2 separate regions of the Homo sapiens genome follow, and region 2 is linked to region 1. Evidence: read pairs that join two places in POLR2A ChIA-PET (ENCODE). Cell type or tissue: CD4-positive, alpha-beta T cell. All regions are shown on one strand. Each heading gives the region's core, and the rest is flanking DNA. Links, peaks and the distances in the headings are about the cores only.

Region 1 (10,905 bases), core at 968-8,967:
GAACCAAACCATATCAAGGTTTCTTACCACTAGGGAATGTATCTTAGTTGTGACACCAACGCATGTTACCAGCAGCAAATTTGTACAGATCTGCTGCAAACTCAATCCTTGCCTCTGCAGAGGAAAGCATTTGGCAGGGGCAGAAGTAGTTTTAAGGCAGAGCAAGAGACAGAGGCAAGCTTAAGAGCAGGAGTGAGAGTTTATTAAAAAGTGTTACAGCAGGAGCAAAAGGAAGCAAAGCACATTTGGAAGAGGGAGAAGTGGGCAACTTGGGAGATGCAAGTGCCGTGTTCAGCCCTTGACTTGGGGGTTTATACACTGGCGTGGTTCCAGGGTTTTCTTTTCTCACTTGATTTTTCCCCTCCCCTTGACTGCTGCATGTGCAGTGGTGGTCAGCACTTGGGAGGGTGACTGCATGCACAGTGCGTTTACTGAGGTTGTGCACATGCTCTGTAGGTACAATTTTCCTTTACCAGTCGAACAACCGCAGAGGAAGATCAGACATGGGCCATTTTGCCTCTTAATGCGCCAGTCTGGTCTTAAACTCCTGACCTCAGGTGACCTGCCCATCTTGGCCTCCCAAAGTGCTGGGATTACAGGCCTGAGCCACCATGCCCAGTCAATTTTTGTTTTTAGTAGAGACATGGTTTTGTCATTTTGGCTAGGCTGGTTTTGAACTCCTGGCCTCAAGTGATCTACCTACCTCAGCCTCCCAGACTGCTGAGATTATAGGCATGAGCCACTGCACCCAGCAGAACCTATCACATTTGTGATGCTTTTGATCACAGTTCTGTCACTAGATTGCTAGCAATTAGATGTATGCAATGAGTAAGCTAACTACTTTAACACAGTGGTTTGAAGTACTGCAGGCAGTAATGACTGAACACGAAATCACAGCATTTTAATCTGTGACATGTTAGAGAGAATGCCAGGACTCTCTGCAGTACAAATGTTCTATTAACTAATCCTTGTGCTGCTAAATTATAGGGCTTTGGCTCCTGGGTCTGGAAAAGACACCAGTTCCTACTAAATCTTAAGCACTGACACCAGTCAATGCCTTGTCTTCAGACCCCAAGAGGTGACAATCAAAATGAAGTGCTTTCATGAGATATGGGGCCAGAAACTGAAACCGTTCAATCCCTCTAGGCTCACGGACTATTGCCGAAGAGGTGGGTGTGTGATATTATAGTTAGAGCCAATTTTGAGGGAAAAAATTATCTCAGAGTTTTTCTCTAAATTAAACATTAGCATCCAAAGCATACTGACACAAGGCAGGTGTCTGGGCCCCTGTATCAGAATAATGGGGTTTTCTTGGGGGCATTGATTTGATTTGTAATAAAAAAAAGTATAGGCAAGTTGTAATGTAATCTGAGCACTTTGGGAGGCCAAGGCAAGAAGATTACATGAGGCCAGGAGTTTGAGACCAGCCTGGGCAACATAGTGATGTTAGAGTAGGTAGTTAGACAGACATGAGCAGGGCAGGAAAAGGCCTCAAGTAATGTCAGGCAACCATCAGGTAACTGTCAGTTGTTAAAGTGTCCCTCTGGGCTGGGCGCGGTGGCTCACACCTGTAATCCCAGCACTTTGGGAGGCTGAGAGGGGTGGATCACCTGAAGTCAGGAGTTCAAGACCAGCCTGGCAAAAATGGTGAAACCCCATCTCTCCTAAAAATACAAAAATTAGTCGGGCGTGGTGGCACACGCCTGTAATCCCAGCTACTTGGGAGGCTGAGACAGGAGAATCGCTGGAACCCAGGAGGCAGAGGTTGTAGTGAGCCACGATCCCGCCACTGCACTCCAGCCTGGCCAACAGGGCGAGACTCCATCTAAAAAAAAAAGTGTCCATCTAAAATAATAATTGGTCACAGTCAGTGCCAGAGGAAGAGACAGTCTCCTGATAGATAGAAACACCTGGAACTGGTGATCAGCAGCTTCCTGATAAGATCTCAGGAGTTGGGTGAGTGGGCTCAAGCATGTGCATTAATCCTGTTGCCCACTCCAGCCTGGGCAACAGGAGCAAAACAGTGTCTCAAAAAAAAAAAAAAAAAAATTAGCCAGGTCTGGTGGCGCATGCCTGTAATGGCAGCTACTCGGGAGGCTGAGTCCTGAAAATTGCTTGAACCTGAGAGGTGGAGATTGCAGTGAGCTGAGACTGCCAGTGCACTCCAGCCTAGGCAACATGGTGAGACCGTCTCAAAAAAAAAAGACTGACAGCTCCTAGGCCAAACTTAGCAAAGTAAGACAATGAATTTTTCTTGTCATCGTTTTAAATAGAGTAACAGAGAAAGTAGGAATGATTATCTTAAAACCTCAACAACTATTTTCTTCTATGTCCCTTTCATTTAAATACTATACAACAGGCTGGGCGCGGTGGCTCACGCCTGTAATCTCAGCATTTTGGGAGGCAGAGGCAGGCAGATCAGCTAAGGTCAGGAGTTTGAGATCAGCCTGACCAACATGGTGAAACCCCGTCTCTACTAAAAATACAAAATTAGCCAGGTTGGTGATGCATGCCTGTAATCCCAGCGACTCCGGAGGCTAAGGCAGGAGAATTGCTTGAATCTGGGAAGCAGAGGTTGCAGTGAACTGAGATCACACCACTGCACTCCAGCCTGGGTGACAGAGCAAGACTCTGTCTCAAAAAATAAAATAAAATAAAATAAAAAATATTATACAACAAAACAAGGACAGAGTGAGACTAAGCACACAATAATTTCAGCTATTTTAAAAGAGTATCTAGGAAGTGGCAGAATTGAAGTTAATTAAACAAGAGAAAAAACTTAATGGCCAGGCACGGTGGCTCTTGCCTGTAATCTCAACAACACTTTGGGAGGCCGAGACCGGCGGATCACCTGAGGTGATCAAGACCAGCCTGATGAACATAGTGAAACCCCATCTCTACTAAAATACAAAAAATTAGCTGTGCGTGGTGGCCCGCACCGGTAATCCCAGTTACTCAGGAGGCTGAAGCATGAGAATCACTTGAACCCACGAGGCGGAGATTGCAGTGAGCTGAGATCGCACCACTGTACTCCAACCTAGGCAACAGAGCAAGACTCCATCTCAAAAAAATAAAGAAAATTTTTATTTATTTATTTATTTATTTTTTGAGACGGAGTCTCGCTCTGTCGCCCAGGCTGAAGTGCAGTGGCCTGAGCTCTGCTCCCTGCAAGCTCCGCCTCCCGGGTTCACGCCATTCTCCTGCCTCAGCCTCCCGAGTAGCTGGGACTACAGGCGCCCGCTACCGCGCCCGGCTAATTTTTTATATTTTTAATAGAGACGGGTTTTCACCGTGTTAGCCAGGATGGTCTCAATCTCCTGACCTCGTGATCCCCCTGTCTCAGCCTCCCAAAGTGCTGGGATTACAGGTGTGAGCCACCGCGCCCAGCCAAAAATAAAGAAAAAATTTAAGAAAATTAAAAAAGAAAAAAGAGCATCATCTCCCATTTCCAAGATTGGTTTCTAGATACAGTAATCCGGTAACTTTCACCATTAGAATCTTTAAACCAGTGCAACACTTGTACATATATTGATTTTAAGTACACAAATGAAGGCCCAACAGTGAGAGAAGGCTTAGGATCAAAAATCACTAGAAAGTCTCAGTTTTTTTGTTACTACTTAATCACTTAATTTTAATAATAGTAAAACAGGCCAGGCACAGTGGCTCATACCTGTAATCCCAGCGCTTTTGGAGGCCAAGGTGGACGGATCACTTGAGGTCAGGAGTTCCAGACCCTCTTGGCCAACATGGCAAAACCCTGTCTCTACTAAAAATACAAAAATTAGCCAGACATGGTGGCGTTCGCCTGTAGTCCCAGCTATTTGGGAGGCTGAGGCAGGAGAAATGAACCTGGGAGGCGGAGGTTGCATTGAGATCGTGCCACTGCACTCCAGCCTGGGCCACAGAGCGGGACTCCATCTCATAAAAAAAGCTTTGTAGGCCGGGCGCAGTGGCTCAAGCCTATAATCCCAGCACTTTGGGAGGCTGAGGCAGGTGGATCACGAGGTCAGGAGATCGAGACCAGCCTGGCCAATATGGTGAAACCTCGTCTCTACTAAAAAATACAAAAATTAGCCAGGTGTGATGGCACGTGCCTGTGGTCCCAGCTACTCAGGAGGCTGAGGCAGAAGAATCGCTTGAACCCGGGAGGCAGAGGTTGCAGTGAGCCAAGATCATGCCACTGTACTCTAGCCTGGGTGACAGAGCAAGAATCCATCTCAAAAAAAAAAAAAAAAGAAAGTTAGGCAGGTGAAATGCTGCTTGCCTGTAGTCCCAGCTACTTGAGAAGCTGAGGTGGGAGGATTGCTTGAGCCCAGAAGCTTGAGGCTGCAGGGAGCTCTAATCACGCCACTGCACTCCAGCCTGGGTGACACATCGTGAGCCTGTCTCAAAAACTAATAAAAGTAAAATAAAATTAATTTTGAAGTTAAGCTGCTCCATTATAAAAGGTCACCTGTTTTTAATTGTTTATTACAATTTTTTTTTACATGAAGGAAATTATGCAAATCTTAAGTCGTAAAACATGATGAATTTTTCCAGCTTTATTACATGCAATAAAATACAATAAAATAAACCTGTCTTAAGTGTACAGTTTTACATAAAATAAAATTTACATACAATAAAATACACCTGTCTTAAGTGCACAATTCGATGAATTTTAGTGATGCATATAGCTGTAAAACTACCACCACAAACAAAATATAGAATATTTCCATCACTCTAAAAAGTTTTCTCATGCCCTTTGATCTTCTTCCCTGCCCTCCCCACATCCTTCCTGCCACACGCCCAGGCAACTGTTGCTCTGTTTTATGTCACTATGATTTTGCCTTTTTGAAAATTTCATGTAAATATTTTTATATATGCAAAGTATATAGTCTTTTGTATTTTAGTTCTTTTACTTAGTATTATGTTTTTGAGATTCATCTTTATTGCATGTATCAATATTTATTTTCTATTGCTGAGCAATCTTCCTTTGTAACCAGTTAATGGATGTTTGGGTTGTTTGCAGGGTTTGATTAATATGAATAACTATCAATATAAACATTTGTGTGCAGTCTTTCAACATTTTTTTCCCTCTGTTGCCCAGACTGGAGTGTGGTGGTGTGATCATGGCTCACTGCAGCCTCAACTTCCTGGGCTCAAGCAATCCTCCTACCTCAGCCTCCCAAGTAGCTGGGACTACAGGAGTGTGCTATTTTTTTTTTTTATTTTTTTTATTTTTTATTTTTTATTTTTTTATTTTTTTATTTTTTTATTGATCATTCTTGGGTGTTTCTCGCAGGGGGGGATTTGGCAGGGTCATAGGACAATAGTGGAGGGAAGGTCAGCAGATAAACAAGTGAACAAAGGTCTCTGGTTTTCCTAGGCAGAGTGTTTGTGTCCCTGGGTACTTGAGATTAGGGAGTGGTGATGACTCTTAACCAGCATGCTGCCTTCAAGCGTCTGTTTAACAAAGCACATCTTGCACCACCCTTAATCCATTTAACCCTGAGTGGACACAGCACATGTTTCAGAGAGCACAGGGTTGGGGGTAAGGTCACAGATCAACAGGATCCCAAGGCAGAAGAATTTTTCTTAGTACAGAACAAAATGAAAAGTCTCCCATGTCTACTTCTTTCTACACAGACACGGCAACCATCCGATTTCTCATTCTTTTTCCCACCTTTCCCCCTTTTCTATTCCACAAAACCGCCATTGTCATCATGGCCCGTTCTCAGTGAGCTGTTGGGTACACCTCCCAGACGGGGTGGTGGCCGGGCAGAGGGGCTCCTGACTTCCCAGTAGGGGCGGCCGGGCAGAGGCGCCCCTCACCTCCCGGACAGGGCGGCTGGCCGGGCAGGGGGCTGACCCCCCCACCTCCCTCCCGGACGGGGCGGCTGGCCGGGAGGGGGGCTGACCCCCCCACCTCCCTCCCGGACTGGGCGGCTGGCCGGGCGGGGGGCTGACCCCCCACCTCCCTCCCGGACGGGGCGGCTGGCCGGGCAGAGGGGCTCCTCACTTCCCAGTAGGGGCAGCCGGGCAGAGGCGCCCCTCACCTCCCGGACGGGGCAGCTGGCCGGGCGGGGGGCTGACCCCCCCACCTCCCTCCCGGACGGGGCGGCTGGCCAGGCAGAGGGGCTCCTCACTTCCCAGTAGGGGCAGCCGGGCAGAGGCGCCCCTCACCTCCCAGACGGGGCGGCTGGCCGGGCGGGGGGCTGACCCCCCCACCTCCCTCCCGGACAGGGCGGCTGGCCAGGCAGAGGGGCTCCTCACTTCCCAGTAGGGGCGGCCGGGCAGAGGCGCCCCTCACCTCCCGGACGGGGCGGCTGGCCGGGTGGGGGGCTGACCCCCACCTCCCTCCCGGACAGGGTGGCTGCTGGGCGGAGACGCTCCTCACTTCCCAGACGGGGTGGCAGCAGGGCGGAGGGGCTCCTCACTTCTCAGACGGGGCGGTTGCCAGGCGGGGGGTCTCCTCACTTCTCAGACAGGGCGGCCGGGCAGAGACGCTCCTCACCTCCCAGACAGGGTCGCGGCCGGGCCGAGGCGCTCCTCACATCCCAGACGGGGCAGCAGGGCAGAGGCACTCCCCACATCTCAGACGATGGGCAGCCGGGCAGAGACGCTCCTCACTTCCTAGATGGGATGGCGACCGGGAAGAGGCGCTCCTCACTTTCCAGACTGGGCAGCCAGGCAGAGGGGCTCCTCACATCCCAGACGATGGGCGGCCAGGCAGAGACGCTCCTCACTTCCCAGACGGGGTAGCGGCCGGGCAGAGGCTGCAATCTCGGCACTTTGGGGGGCCAAGGCAGGCGGCTGGGAGGTGGAGGTTGTAGCGAGCCGAGATCACGCCACTGCACTCCAGCCTGGGCACCATTGAGCACTGAGTTAACGAGACTCTGTCTGCAATCCCGGCACCTCGGGAGGCCGAGGCTGGCGGATCACTCGCGGTCAGGAGCTGGAGACCGGCCCGGCCATCACAGCGAAACCCCGTCTCCACCAAAAAAATACGAAAACCAGTCAGGCGTGGCGGCGCGCGCCTGCAATTGCAGGCACTCGGCAGGCTGAGGCAGGACAATCAGGCAGGGAGGTTGCAGTGAGCCGAGATGGCAGCAGCACAGTCCAGCTTCGGCTCGGCATGAGAGGGAGACCGTGGAAAGAGAGGGAGAGGGAGACCGTGGAAAGAGAGGGAGAGGGAGAGGGAGAGGGAGACCGTGGAAAGAGAGGGAGAGGGAGAGGGAGACCGTGGAAAGAGGGGAGAGGGAGAGGGGGAGGGTGAGGGAGAGGGAGAGGGAGAGAGAGAGAGGGAGCGAGTGTGCTATTTTTTTGTATGTTTTGTAGAGACGGAGTCACGCCATGTTGCCCAGGTTGGTCTTGAACTCCTGGCCTCAAGTGACCCATCCGCCTCAGCCTCCCAAAGTGCTGGGATCACAACAAGCATGAGCCACCGCCCCCGGCCTGATCATACATTTTTATTTCCCTTTAATTTTGTATGTGTTGGGTTCATGGGTCAAATGGTAAGTATATGTCAAACTTCATAAGATATTGCCATATTCTTTCCCAAAGTGGCTACTACCCATTTTGCATTCCAACCAGCAATGTGTAAAAGTTCTAGTTGTTCTACATCAAGGCCATCTTTAGAAGTGAATCTTCCCAGACTTTAAAAAACATGCATATATTATGTATTTTTAATGTAAAAATGGTTCACAGATATCACTTAATATATCAGGGTCATCCTTGTATTGTCTAAATTAGACTTCTGTGACAATTTTTTTAATTAATTTTTTTTGAGACAGAGTTTCATTCGTGTTGCCCAGGCTAGAGTGCAATGGCACGATCTCGGCTCACCGCAACCTTCACCTCCCAGGTTCAAGCGATTCTCCTGCCTCAGCCTTCCAAGTAGCTGGGATTATAGTGATGTGCCACCACACCCGGCTAATTTTTTCGTATTTTAGTAGAGACGGGGTTTCTCCATGTTGGTCAGGCTGGTCTGGAACTTCTGACCTCAGGTCTCGAATTTCCGCCCACCTCGGCCTCCCAAAGTGCTGGGATTACAGGTGTGAGCTACCGGGCCTGGCATTCTGTGACAATTTTAATGTTGTGTTCCAATGTCTGAATCTCCCATTATTTATGTATTTATTATTTATTTTGAGATGGAGTTTTGCTCTTGTCGCCCAGGTTGGAGTGCAGTGGCACAATCTTGGCTCACTGCAACCTCCGCCTCCCAGGTTCAAGCGATTCTCCTGCCTCAGCCTCCTGAGTAGCTGGGATTATAGGCGCCCACCACCATGCCCAGCTAATTTTTGTATTTTTAGTAGAGACGGGGTTTCACTAGGTTGGCCAGGCTGGTCTCCAACTCCTGACCTCAGGTGATCCACATGCCTCGGCCTCCCAAAGTGCTGGGATTACAGGCATGAGCCACCACCCCCAGCCTCTCCCATTATTTATTACCAAACAAGGCAAGAAAAAAGGGTGAGGAGGATTTTGGTTGGATTTATTTCAGATATTGGCACTTGGAATAAATTTTGTTTAGTGAGTCTAAGGTTTGCAAAGTTAAAAATCAGGTATTGGCTAATGTATAACATCATGATACAGGATTTTTTTTTTTTTTTTTTTTGAGACAGAGTCTAGTTCTGACCCCCAGGCTGCAGTGCGGTGGGGCAATCTAAGCTCACTGCAAGCTCCACCTCCCGGGTTCACGCCATTCTCCTGCCTCAGCCTCTTGAGTAGCTGGGACTATAGGTGCCCGCCACCATACCTGGCTAATTTTTTGTATTTTTAGTAGAGACGGGGTTTCACCGTGTTAGCCAGGATGATCTCTATCTCCTGAACTCGTGATCCACCCGCCTCGGCCTCCCAAAGTGCTGGGATTACAGGCGTGAGCCACCATGCCCGGCCGATACAGGATTGTTAAAATACTGAAGGTATTTCATCACATAAAGGTATTTTTGGACAGGCATGGTGGCTCACGCCTGTAATCCCAGCATTTTGGGAGGCCGAGGTGGGCAGATCATGAGGTCAGCAGATTGAGGCCATGCTGGCCAACATGGTGAAACCCCACCTCTACTAAAATTAAAAAAAAAAAAAATTAGCCCAGTGTGGTGGTACACACCTGTAGTCCCAGCTACTCGGGAGGCTGAGGCAGGAGAATCGCTTGAACCCAGGGGGTGGAGGTTGCAGTGAGCCAAGACCATGCCACTGCACTCTAGCCTGGTGACAGAGCGAGACTCCGTCTCAAAAAAAAAAAAAGCTATTTGTGCTCAAGTGTCAGGTCACATTTCCTAGACCAATTCAGCTTTCCCTACACTCTTATCCTGTTGTATTTTTCGTCCTAGCACTTATTATCTACTCATATACTGACTCCCCCACTAGAATATGAGCTCCATGTAGGCAGTATTTTTTTAATGTGGTTTTCCCAGGGTATAGACTGATGCGTAGATTAAATAATTAAATATGGACTTGATATTTGTTAAATTAATGAATTTAAGAAGGAGGCCCAAGCATACCTTTTATTTTTTCAGACAGAGTCTCACTCTGTTGCCCAGGCCGGAGTGCAGTGGCACTATCTTGGCTCACTGCAACCTCCGCCTCCGAGGTTCAAGGAATTCTGAGTCAGCCTGCCGAGTAGCTGGGATTATAGGTGTGCGACACCATGCCCGGCTAATTTTTGTATTTTTAGTAAGATGGGGTTTCACCATGTTGGCCAGGCTGGTCTGGAAGTCCTGACTTCAAGTGATCCACACACCTCAGCCTCTCAAAGTGCTGGGATTACAGGCGTGAGCCACCCTGCCTGGCCGCAAGCATACTTTTTATAATAATTATATCTTACATGTATTCAGCATTTTCTATGTGCCAGGCTCAATTCTCATAACACTCTATAATAAAGCCATTATTTCAATTTTACAGATGAAGAAATTAAAGCTCAAGAGTTGGCTGGGCGTGGTGGCTCACGCCTGTAATCCCAGCACTTTGGGAGGCTGAGGCAGGTGGATCACGACGTCAGCAGATCGAGACCATCCTGGGTAACACGGTGAAACCCTGTCTCTACTAAAAATACAAAAAAAATTAACCGGGCGTGGTGGTGAGCACCTGTAGTCCCAGCTACTCGGGAGGCTGAGGCATGAGAATGGCGTGAACCCAGGAGGCGGAGCTTGCAGTGATCCCAGATCACGCCACTGTACTCCAGCCTGGGCGACAGGCGAAACTCAGTCTCAAAATAAATAAATAAATAAATAAAGCTCAAGAGTTTTTAAGTAACTTGCCCAAGTTCACATTAGGATTCAAAGCCAAGCGCTGTGGTTTCACAGGCCCACTTTTTTTTTTTTTTTTTTGAGACAGCATTTCACTCTGGCACCCAGGCTGGTGTGCAGTAGTGCAATCATAGCTCATTGCAGCCTCAACCTCCTGGGCTCAAGTGATCCTCCCACCTCAGCCTCCTGAGTAGCTGGGACCACAGGCATGCACCGCCACCTGTCTAATTTTATTTTTTGTAGAGACAGGGTCTCCTTATGTAGCCCAGGCTGGTCTCCAAACTCCTGGGATCAACGAATCCTCCTACCTCGGATTCTCAAAGTGCTGGGATTACAGGCGTGAACCATTGCACACGGCCTACACTGTGTCTTTTGATAACAGTCTTGGGCTTACTCAGATTTCTATAAGTATCCCCCATATTTTGGGAATTCCCAGGCCGTCTTCTTTCTTTCTCAAGCTTGTCTTCCTTTGTCCTGGAAACATCTTCATTTGTTACCTCTGTTTTGGAGTAAATCTTCCTTCTCACCCCTATCACACACAGAAGAAACTCAGCTTGTTGAAGGATTTTTATCACAACCAACCTTTCTAGGGGTGGAGAATGTGTTCCAGTGAATCTTCTCCCTTTACACAATCTTATGGCTCTCTCCTTGCTGCTCCTTGTCTTCCGCACCTTCTCTC
Region 2 (10,905 bases), core at 1,346-9,345, 110 kb after region 1:
GCAGGTAGCATACACAGCATGGATACAGTAAACAAAGAGATGATTCACGTCCCAAGCAGGATGGAGTGGATAGCACAAGATTTCATTATGCTACTCAAAACCATACACAATTTAAAACTTAAAATTGTTTATTTCTCGAATTTTCCATTTAATATTTTCAAACCATGGCTGATGGGCTACTGAAACCATGGAAAGTGAAACCAAGGATAAAGAAGGATTAATGTACCTACAATATTCTGCACCTTGCTTTTTCCTCTAATTTATCTTGGACATGTTTTTACATCAGTAAAACCCCTTCTATCACTTTAACAGCTGGAGTTTATTCCATTGTATACCATTCCTTTTATCTCTTAAACTTTTCACTTTGAAATACCATCAAACCTACACTTGCAAGGAGAGCATAAGAAGTCCTTTATACCCTTTACCAAATATTAACATTTTGCATATTTGCTTTATCATTTTTTTTTTTTTTTTTTGAGGCAGAGTCTTGCTCTGTCGCCCAGGCTGGAGTGCAGTGGCACAATCGCGGCTCACTGCAATCTCCGCCTTCCGGGTTCAAGCAATTTTCCTGTCTCAGCCTCCCGAATAGCTGGGACTACAGGCGCCTGCCACCAAGCTCGGCTAATTTTTTGTAGTTTTAGAGAGACTGGGTTTCACCACATTGGTCAGGCTGGTCTCAAACGCCTGACCTCGATGATCTGCCCCACCTTGGCCTCCCAAAGTGCTGGGATTACAGGTGTGGGCCACCTTGCCCAGCCATCTATATATACATGTATACTGTATATACATATGCATATATGGTAGTAAATTTTATGTGTCAGCTTGGCTGGGCCACGATGCCCAGATATTTTCTCAAATATTCTGGATCTTTTTGTGAAGGTGTTTATTAGATGAAATCAACATTTAGATTGGTGGACTTTTAGTAAAGCAGATTACTCTTCATAATGTAGGTGGAACTCATCCAATCAGCTGAAGGTCTTAATAGAAAAAAGACTGACCTCCCTTGAGTAAGAAGAAATTCTACCACAAGACTGCCTCAAGACTCAAACTGCAGCTCTTCCCTCAAGATGAAGACTCAAAGTGCAGTCTCCAACATGGGGCCTACCCCATCAGACTTTCAACTCTCCAAGCCTCCATCGTGTGAGCCAATTCCTTAAAATAAATTTTTCTCTATATATAGCTTGTTGGCTCTTTTTCTCTGGATAATCCTAGTTATTGCAATATACATATAATTTTTTTCTGAACCATTTGAGAGTCACGTTTAGCTTTCATGCCCTTTACCCAAAAATACTTCAGTTTCTATTTTCTGAAAAAAAAAAAAAAAAATTCTCTTACATAACCAAAGTACAATTATCAAAATCAGAAAATTTTACATTGATAAAATATTAGTCCATATTTCAACTTAAATTTAAAATTTACCAATTGTCCAAATGTTCTTTCGGAGCAATTTTAAACATCCTAATCCAGTAGCATGTATTGCATTTAGGTGTCATTTCCTTTCTGTTTCTTTCAGCCTGGAACCAGTTCCTCAGACTTCTTTGTAACACGAACATTTTAGAAGACAATTGGTCAGTTATTTGTAGTATGTCCCTAATTTGGGTTTGTCTCATGCTTCCCTCATTATTAGATTTAGGCTATGTATTTTTGACAAGAGTATTACCTAAGTGATGTCATATCCTTGTCAGAGGATCATATCCATTAGTCCCATTACTGATAACTTTGTACTTGATTTAGGTGGTATGTGCCATGTTTTCCATTTCAAAGTTTCTATTTTTTCCTTTGTAATTAGTGATTCATAGGAGACACTTTGCAATTACGTGAATATTCTGTTCTTCATCAAACTTTTATTCACTAGTTTTAATATCCATTGATGATCTTTGACTGTATCAATTATTACTATGAGGTTGCAAAATGGTGACTATTTTCTAATTCTACCACTTTTTCTACATTTATTAGCTGGCATTCTAATGTAAGCAGCATTCCTTTCTAATAACGGGAGTCTACCAATGGGAGTCTTTTCAACCTAGCTTCTAAGTTCCTTGACACACCTCCACCATTTTGTTGAGCACTCCTTACTTTCTGGCATAAGAAGCTGTTCCAGATGCATCAGAGAAAACACGTCTGCTAAGCATTGGAATCAGCCATTTCCTTGAGGACATTACGATAAGTGAAATAAGCATGTCACAAAAGAACAAATATTGTAGGATGACACTTCTAAGAGATGCTCAGAGTAATCAAATTCATAGAGGAAGAAAAAGTAGAATGGTGGTTGCTGAGGCTGGGGGTAAGGGTGAAATGGGCAGTTTTCATTTTGGTTTTATTTGAAGTTTAACACTAATATTTTCCTATGTAAGGCTTAATGTATAGTTACAATGATCTGATTAGTCAAGATGGTCTTTTTTTGGGGGGCGGGCAGGGGGAAGGTATATTTAACATTTCACACTGAAGATGTAACTGTCATGGGTTCCTAGCACTTTAGGAGGCCGAGGCAGGCAGACCCTTGGAGCTCAGGAGTTCAAGACCAGCCTTGGTAACATGGCAAACCCCATCTCTATAAAACAAAAACTACAAAAATTAGCCTGGCATGATGGTGTGTACCTGTTAAGTCCCAGCTACTTGGGAGGGTGAGGTGGGAGGACTGAGCCCAGGAGGTAGAGACTGCAGTGAGCTGAGGTGGCACCACTGCACTCCAGCTGATGCCACAGAGTAAGACCCTGTCTCAGCCAAAAAAAAAAAAAAAAAACCCTCAAATGCCATAACAGCAGTGTAGACAAAAAATAACAAATGATTATAATTTTTAGAAAAAGAAACTTTTTTTGTTATCAAGTTTCCCAAGATCTAAACCAGCTGTTTAGCCAATCTTTTATTTGGGTCTTTATATCGGCCATTAACTTAGTGATGTTATCTGATTTATCTGGGATATAGATACTTAGTTTTTGAGAACAGGGGGCAGCCAGTTGAGATTTTTAGATGCTGGGCTTAAAGCATTTTTTTTTTTTTTTTTTTTGAGAAGGGTCTTGCTCTGTCACCTAGGCTGGAGTGCAGTGGCATGATCATAGCTCACTATAGTCTGGAACTCCTGGGCTCAAGTGATCCTCTACCTCAGCCTCCCAAGATAGCTGGGACTACAGGTGCATATCACCACACTTCACTAACATTCTTTGTAAAATTTTTTTGTAGAGACTAAAAAGTAGTCTCTTACTATGTTGCCCAGGCTGGTCCTGAACTCCTGGGCTCCCTCCCAAGCGATCCTCCCACCTCGGCTTCCCAAAGCGTTGAGATTACAGGCATGAGCCACCACGCCCAGCCCACAAAGGTTTCTATATGTAAGCTACTATGGTGACTTTTCTGAAGTTTACGTAAAATTGTCCAGTTTCAGTTTGCCAGGCTTCAGGAAAAAGCAGTTTTAATTTTAGTGATTTCAAGTCAGAAAAGTGGGAGAAAAATTTAGAAACATCAATTTCAAGACTTGCAGACAGGAAAGAATTCAGGACTTAGTCCAAATTCTATGCAAATAATAAATTTAAAAAAATAGTCAAGGCTGGAATTTAATAATAGGTATGCTATAATTTTGATAGAATGTACTTTTTTTTTTCCTCTTCAATTCCCCATTTTTACCAAAGATTAATCTTAGTGGGACCAATTTACTTTCTTTTTAAAAATATTTATTTTATTTATTTATTTGATTTTATTTTTTGAGACAAGAGTCTCGCTCTGTTGCCTAGGCTGGAGTGCAGTGGCAATCTTGGCTCACTGCCACCTCTGTCCACTGGGTTCAAGCAATTTTCCTGCCTTGGCCTCCCAAGTAGCTGGGATTACAGGCAAGCACCACCATGTTCGGCTGTTTTTTGTATTTTTGGTAAAGATGGGGCTTTACTGTGTTGGCCAGGCTGGTCTCTAACTCCTGGCCTCAAGTGATCTGCCCATCTTGGCCTCCCAAAATGCTGCCTGTGCCTGGTCCCGCCGCAATTTACTCTCTCTCTCTTTTTTTTTTTTTTGAGATGGAATCTCACTTTGTGGCCCAGGCTGGAGTGCAGTGGTGCGATCTCGGCTCACTACAACCTCCACCTCCTGGGTTCAGGTGATTCTCGTTTCTAAGCCTCCCAAGTAGCTGGGATTACAGACACCCACCATTGCGCCCAGCAAATTTTTATAATTTTAGTAGAGACAGGGCTTCACCATGTTGGCCAGGCTGGTCTCGAACTCCTGACCTCAATAGATCCACCCGCCTAGGCCTCCCAAAGTGCTGGGATTATAGGTGTGAGCCACCACGCCTGGCTCGCAATCTACTTTCAAAATAAGGTTTAGTAATATATTTGGCCTGATTCTTTGCATAGGGGGCAATAAGAATAGTGAGTGGCCACCTAGGCTCTTTTAAGTTGGTTTTGTTGGAACATTCATAAGGAATTTTGGATTAGACTTTTAAAAGCCTTGAGGCTAAGAAGTCAAGCCAAGGATCCATCATCAGACTGTTCCCATAATACCTGTATGCATTGGGTGAAATCCTCTCTTCCTGAAGTCCCCAAAAATATCTTGAGGTTCCTGGGCTTGTCAGAAAGTGACATCTTTTACTTACTGCAAGGTCAGGGACCTTGTTAGGGAACCTTTGAACAATAATGATTGCTCAAGGAATTGCTTTGATCAAAGGGACAGTCATGTAGTCTGAAACAGTTTCCAGGACCACTTCTCTCTTGTTTAAAATTCAGCTTTGGTCCTTTGTAATATTCCCCCCTCCATGAGACTCAACTTCTTAGGAATGAACCTTCCTAATGGTGTGAGATATTGACTTAAACATGACCCAAATACATGATTGTTCTGCAATGGCGAGTCAATCTTCCCAAATCTTTTTTATCAGCTCTATAAAGTAAACCTTGGCTGGTGCGGTGGCTCACACCTGTAATCCCAGTGCTTTAGTGCTTTGGGAGGCAAAGGCAGGAGGATCTCCTCAAGCCAGAAGTTCAAGACCAACCTGGGCAACAAAGCCAGACCCAGTCTCTAAGAAAAGACAAAAAACAAAACAAAACAAAAACTTAGCCAGGCATGGTGGAATGCACCTATAGCCCCAGCTACTTAGGTCACTGAGGCAAGAGGACAGCTTGACCCCCCCAAGTTTGAGGCTGCAGTGAGCTATGATCATGCCATTGCACTCCAGCCTGAGCAACAGAGTAAAAGCCTGTCTCTAAAAAACAAAAACAAAACAAAAACAACCTCAATGTTTTAAAGCAGTCTGGTCATATCTGAAAATTTGCCATTCCAATCAAAGCCTAGGTAAAATAACCAGTGTCTATGATTGTGTCCTTAGAAGCAGAACTTTAATTCCAGCTCCATCAAGTGTGGAATTGGTTGCTTGAACAAAGTATGAATCTCAAACCAAAATTAGGAAGATTTGAAATCTGAGAGGAGACTCACCAGAGACCCCTGCTGGCTCAGCGAGATTGGGTGAATGGTACCAAGGCTCCAATTATAATATCAGTAAATGGAGGCTCGCTTCAGGTCACTTCATGGTTGCCAAAATGTCAACTGGCCAGGAGACATAGGGCAGCAGCAGCCCCTAGAAGACAGCACAGAGCATGTGTCTCTATGCCGGGGGAGCCTGCAAGGCTGGGCCAGGATCATAAGGTTTCTCCCTCACTAAGGGACAACGCAGGGGCCTAGGGACAAGAATACAACCAGAAACCCCAGGGACCTGCGTACCTCCTTCTTTTTCTCCTCCTCAGGTTGGGGCCAGCCATCCCCCCTGCTGGTGATGATACAGTCAGCCCTGCACCTCAGTGGAGCAGAGCACAGCATAGTTCACTGAGGCAGAGCTGGGCTGGACTAACAGCTAAACAGCTGAGTTACCATTTAATGTGTATAGTTTGGGAAGATAAGAAAGTTCGGGAAATGGTGGTGGTGTTGGTTGAACAATGTGAAGGTGAAGGTATGCTGAACTTAAAAATTGTCAACTTTATGAATTTTATGTTATATATATTTTACTCCACCACCAACACCATACACATACAAACACACACACACACACACTCTCTCTCTCTCTAGAGTTTACCCTCCATATCTGTGAGTTCCACATCCATGGATTCAACCAACCACACATCAAAAATAATTGGAAAAAAAGGATGGTTGTGTCCGTATTGAACATGTACCAACTTCATTTCTTGTGATTATTCCCTAAAGTATACAGTGTAACAACTACTGACATAGTATTTACATTGTATTAGGTATAAATAATCTAGAGATGGGACCAGGTGTGGTGGCTCACCCCTGTAATCCCTGCACTTTGGGAGGCGAAGATGGGTGGATCACTTGAGCTCAGGACTTCAAGACCAGCTTGGGGAACATGGTGAAACCCCATCTCTAAAAAAAAAGAGCTACAAAAATTATCTGGGCATAGTGGCACACACCCGTAGTCCCAGCTACTTGGGAGGATGAGGTGGGAGGATTGCTTGAATCTGGGAGGCAGAGGTTGCAGTGAGCTGAGATCATGTTACTGTACTCTAGCCTGGGCAACAGAGTAAGACCCTGACTCAAATAATAATAAAAGTTAAAAAAATTATATTTAAGTTGAAATTTTGAAAACAGCCCAAATTATTATAAGTCAAAGCAAACAAAATCATTTGAAATTTTTGTTTATTTCTCTGAATGAACACATTGATGCTGGGTAACTGCTCTTTTAGCATTAAAAATTTGACACTTAAAAACGTTTTGCGGAAGGCTGGGCGCGGTGGCTCATGCCTGTAATCTTAGCACTTTGGGAGGCTGAGGCGGGTGGATCACTTGAGGCCAAGAGTTTGAGACCAGCCTGGCCAACATGGTGAAATCCTGTCTCAACTAAAAATACAAAAATTACCTGAGCGTGATGAAATGCACCTGTAGTCCCAGCTACTCAGGAGGGCGTGGTGGGAGGATCACTTGAGCCCAGAAGGCGGAGGTTGCAAGTGAGCAGAGATCGCGACAATGCACTCCAGCCTGGGTGACAAGGTGAGACCCTGTCTCAAAAAACACAAACAAAAAATAAAAAAGATAAAAACAGGCTGGGCGCGGTGGCTCACACCTGTAATCCTAGCACTTTGGGAGGCCGAGGTGGATGGATCACAAGGTTAGGAGTTCAAGATCAGCCTGGCCAAAATAGCGAAACCCCGTCTCTACTAAAAATACAAAAAAAAAAAAAAAAAAAAAAAATACAGGTGGGTGTGGTGGCATGCACCTGTAGCCCCAGCTACTGGGGAGGCTGAGGCAGGAGAATCACTTGAACCCAGGAGGAGGAGGCTGCAGTGAGCAGAGACCGTGCATTGCACTCCAGCCTGGGCAACAGAGCAAGATTCTAGCTCAAAAAAAAATAAACATTTTGGGGGAAAGGGACTTTGAGAATATCAATCTACATTTTAAAAAGACTTAGTTTTCTTTTTTTTCATAAGTTTGTAATTATTTTTAATGGATTTTTTTTTTTTTTTGAGAGTGGGTCTTGCTTTACCAGCCTGGCTGGAGTAGAGTTGCATCATCATAACTCACTGCAGCCTCCACCTCCTGGGTTCAAGTGATTCTCCCACCTCAGCCTCCCGAGTAGCTGGGATTACAGGCATGCACCACCATGCCTGGCTAATCTTTGTAGAAACAGGGTATCACCCTGTTGCCCAGGCTGGTCTTGAACTCTTGGGTTCAAGAGATCTGCCCGCCTTGGCCTCCCAAAGTGCTGGGATTACAGGTGTGTGCCACTGGGCCTGACCAAAAAAGATACATCTTTTGACCCATTTTTAGGAATCATACATATTTTTGGAATTTATCAGAAATATCATCTTTACAATGATGTTTATTTGTCCGCAACTACAAAGGACTGGATACAATCGAAATGGCCATAAGGCATGGCTAAATAGATGAAAGATCCTTATACCCTAAAATATCCTAGTATCATTAAAAAAATTAATGAGGTAGAACTACATATGCTGATATGGAAGAATTTCCAAAATATAAAGAAAAATAACTGTAGAGCAACACATATAGTATAATTTATGTTTTAAAAAGAAAAAACACCAGCCTGGGCAACATGGTGAGACCCGTCTCTACAAAAAATATAAAATTTGCCAAGCATGGTGGTGTATACCTGTGGTCCCAGCTACTCGGGAGGCTGAAGTGAGGGATCGCTTGAGCCTGTGATGTCTAGGCTGTAGTGAGCTGTGATCACACCACTACACTCCATCCTGAGTGACAGAGCAAGACTCTGTCTCAAACAAATAAAGAGAAAAGAAAATAAAAAGAAAAAATACCAAAAAACAAGTTTATATATTTGTACATAGGAAGACCTTTTTTTTTGAGACAGAGTTTTGCTCTTGTTGCCCAAGCTAGAGTGCAATAGCACAATCTCGGCTCACTGCAACCTCCACCTCCTGGGTTCAAGAAATTCTCTTGCCTTAGCCTCCCGAGTAGCTGGGATTACAGGTGTGCCCCACCATGCCCGACTAATTTTTTGTATTTTTATAGAAATGAGGTTTCACCATGTTAGCCAGGCTGATCTTGAACTCCTGACCCCAGGTGATCCGCCCGTCTAAGCCTTCCAAAGTGCTGGGGAGTCCAGGCATGAGCTACTGCGCCTGGCCAGAAGAAATTATTAATAATGGTTAATTACGGAGAGTGCCAAAAGGAGACGTTTTTCTTTTCTTTTCTTTTTTTTTTTTTTTTGAGATGGAGTTTCACTCTTGTCACCCACACTGGAATACAATGGCACGATCTCTGCTAGCTGCAACCTTCGCCTCCCTGGGTTCAAGCAATTTTCCTGCCTCAGCCTCCCCAGTAGCTAGGATTACAGGCACCCGCAACCACGCCCAGCTAATTTTTTTGTATTTTTTAGTAAAGACGGTGTTTCATCATGTTGGCCAGGCTGGTCTTGAACTCCTGACCTCAGGTGATCCACCCGCCTCAGCCTCCCAAAGTGCTGGGATTACAGGTGTGAGCCACTGTGCGTGGCCAAGGATACTGCTTTCTACTTATAAGCCTTCTGTATTATTTAAAATTTTTGAAAATACATTTGTGTGTACGTGTGTGTGCGTGGTAAAACATACATAACCTTTACCGTTGTAACCACTGTTAAGTCTATAGTTCAGTAGCATTAAGTACATTCACACTGTGCAACCATCACCACTGTCCATCTCCAGAGTTTGTTTCATTATTTGAAATTTGATTTTTTTTTTTTTTTTTTTTTTTTGAGACGGAGTCTCACTGTGTCACCTAGGCTGGAGTGCAATGGCGCAATCTCGGCTCGCTATAAGCGCCGCCTCCTGGGTTCACGCCATACTCCCACCTCAGCCTCTCGAGTAGCTGGGACTACAGGCGCCCACCTGGCTAATTTTGTTTTTGTATTTTTAGTAGAGATGAGGTTTCACTGTGTTAGCCAGGATGGTCTCGATCTCCTGACCTTGTGATCCACCCGGCTTGGTCTCCCAAAGTGCTGGGACTACAGGCGTGAGCCACCGCGCCCAGCCTTGTTTTTTTAATTTGAAATGGAGTCTTGCTCTGTCGCCCAGGCTGGAGTGCAGTGGCGCTATCTCAGCTCACTGCAACCTCCACCTCCAAGGTTCAAGTGATTCTCCTGCCATGTACTGCTCTACATTTGTTTTGTTATAATTCTTTTTTGTTTAGTTCCCCCAGAATCTGTCATTACAAAGATTTTTGAAATTATATGAACAATGACAAACATTGACAGAAAAAGATCAGATTGTTTTATACTAACAATGATAATGTCTTGCTCAATTAAAAAATTAACCCCATTGATCTTCATTTAATTTTTATCATCTTATTTTATTTTTAGAACCAAAGTTGTTTAAAAACATTTTTTTTAGGCTGGACACGGTGGCTTACGTCTATAGTCCCAGCACTTAGGGAGGCCGAGGCGGGTGGATCACCTGAGGTCAGGAGTTTGAAACCATCCTGGCCAACATGGTGAAACCCTCTCCCTATTAAAAATATAAAAAATTAGCCAGGCGTGGTGGCGGGCGCCTGTAATCCCAGCTACTGGGGAGGCTGAGATCAGGCCATTGCACTCCAGCCGGGGCAACAAGAGCAAAACTCCGTCTCAAAAAATAAAAATAAAAAAAAATTTAAATTTAGCATCAACTAAAACCTATTTGCCATTTCTGAATAGGGCTTTAAACTTTGCTCCTCTTCTATTCTGGAAACACAGGAATAGCAAATAGACAATGACCACAAATAGTTTTGTCCCAGAAACAAAGAATATTAGCATGAATCCAAACTGGATAGCTAAATTTGTTTTGTTTCCTATCCAGCCAAATAATTCTATATGCTTGATACTAGAGTAAGTAAAAGATGTATCTGAGACCCATAGAGTAGCTGCAAGGTGAAAAAAATTAATATACAGTAGAGAAATAGGACAACATCTTGACCAGATGACAAAAATTAACATCACCAATGAGATGCAGATGGATAACACATGCCATCATCAGATGTGATATCCTCAGGAGACAAAATCACTTATACAGTTTTCCATCAGGGAATGACTAACCTGCATCTAATCAAAAGTTAATAGGAGACAAATCCAAAATTGGGAACCATCTATTAAAAGAGGGGATGAGGGTGGGCACAGTGGCTCACGCCTGTAATCCCAGCACTTTGGGAGGCTGAGGCAGGCGGATCACAAGGTCAGGAGTTTGAGACCAGCCTGGCTAATATGGTGAATCCACATCTCTACGAAAAATACAAAAATTAGCTGGGCGTGGTGGCACATGCCTGTAGTCCCAGCTACTCAGGAGGCTGAGGCAGGAGAATCGCTTGAACCCGGGAGGCGGAGGTTGCAACGAGTCCAGATTGCACCACTGCACTCCACCTGGGCAACAGAGTGAGACTCTGTCCCAAAAAAAAAAAAGGCTGAGGCAAGAGGACCACTTAAGGTCAGGACTTTGA

What was found. Peaks named below come from ENCODE experiments on the same cell type or tissue, not always from the same donor. Only the 100,000 strongest peaks of a DNase experiment are listed, where the experiment ranks them.
Region 2: POLR2A ChIA-PET joins it to region 1 with 5 read pairs; 5 of 35 experiments call an interaction of 5 or more read pairs at or near these places.

Annotation. Positions count from the first base shown.
Region 1 is chr20:36,970,514-36,981,418 of GRCh38, forward strand. No RefSeq gene overlaps it. Among named protein-coding and RNA genes, the nearest start is that of SAMHD1, 24 kb to the left of the region's middle. RefSeq lists enhancers at 5,166-5,737, 5,738-6,308. In CD4-positive, alpha-beta T cell, for the core only: no CTCF peak of the experiment used is centred there; DNase peaks (open chromatin) are centred at 4,338 and 4,768; H3K4me3 peaks cover 653 bases; H3K27ac peaks cover 2,752 bases.
Region 2 is chr20:37,076,479-37,087,383 of GRCh38, forward strand. The region is part of intron 2 of RBL1 (RB transcriptional corepressor like 1); the gene reads right to left. Among named protein-coding and RNA genes, the nearest start is that of RBL1, 14 kb to the right of the region's middle. In CD4-positive, alpha-beta T cell, for the core only: CTCF peaks have their summits at 5,419 (motif pointing left) and 5,624; a DNase peak (open chromatin) is centred at 5,413; H3K27ac peaks cover 324 bases.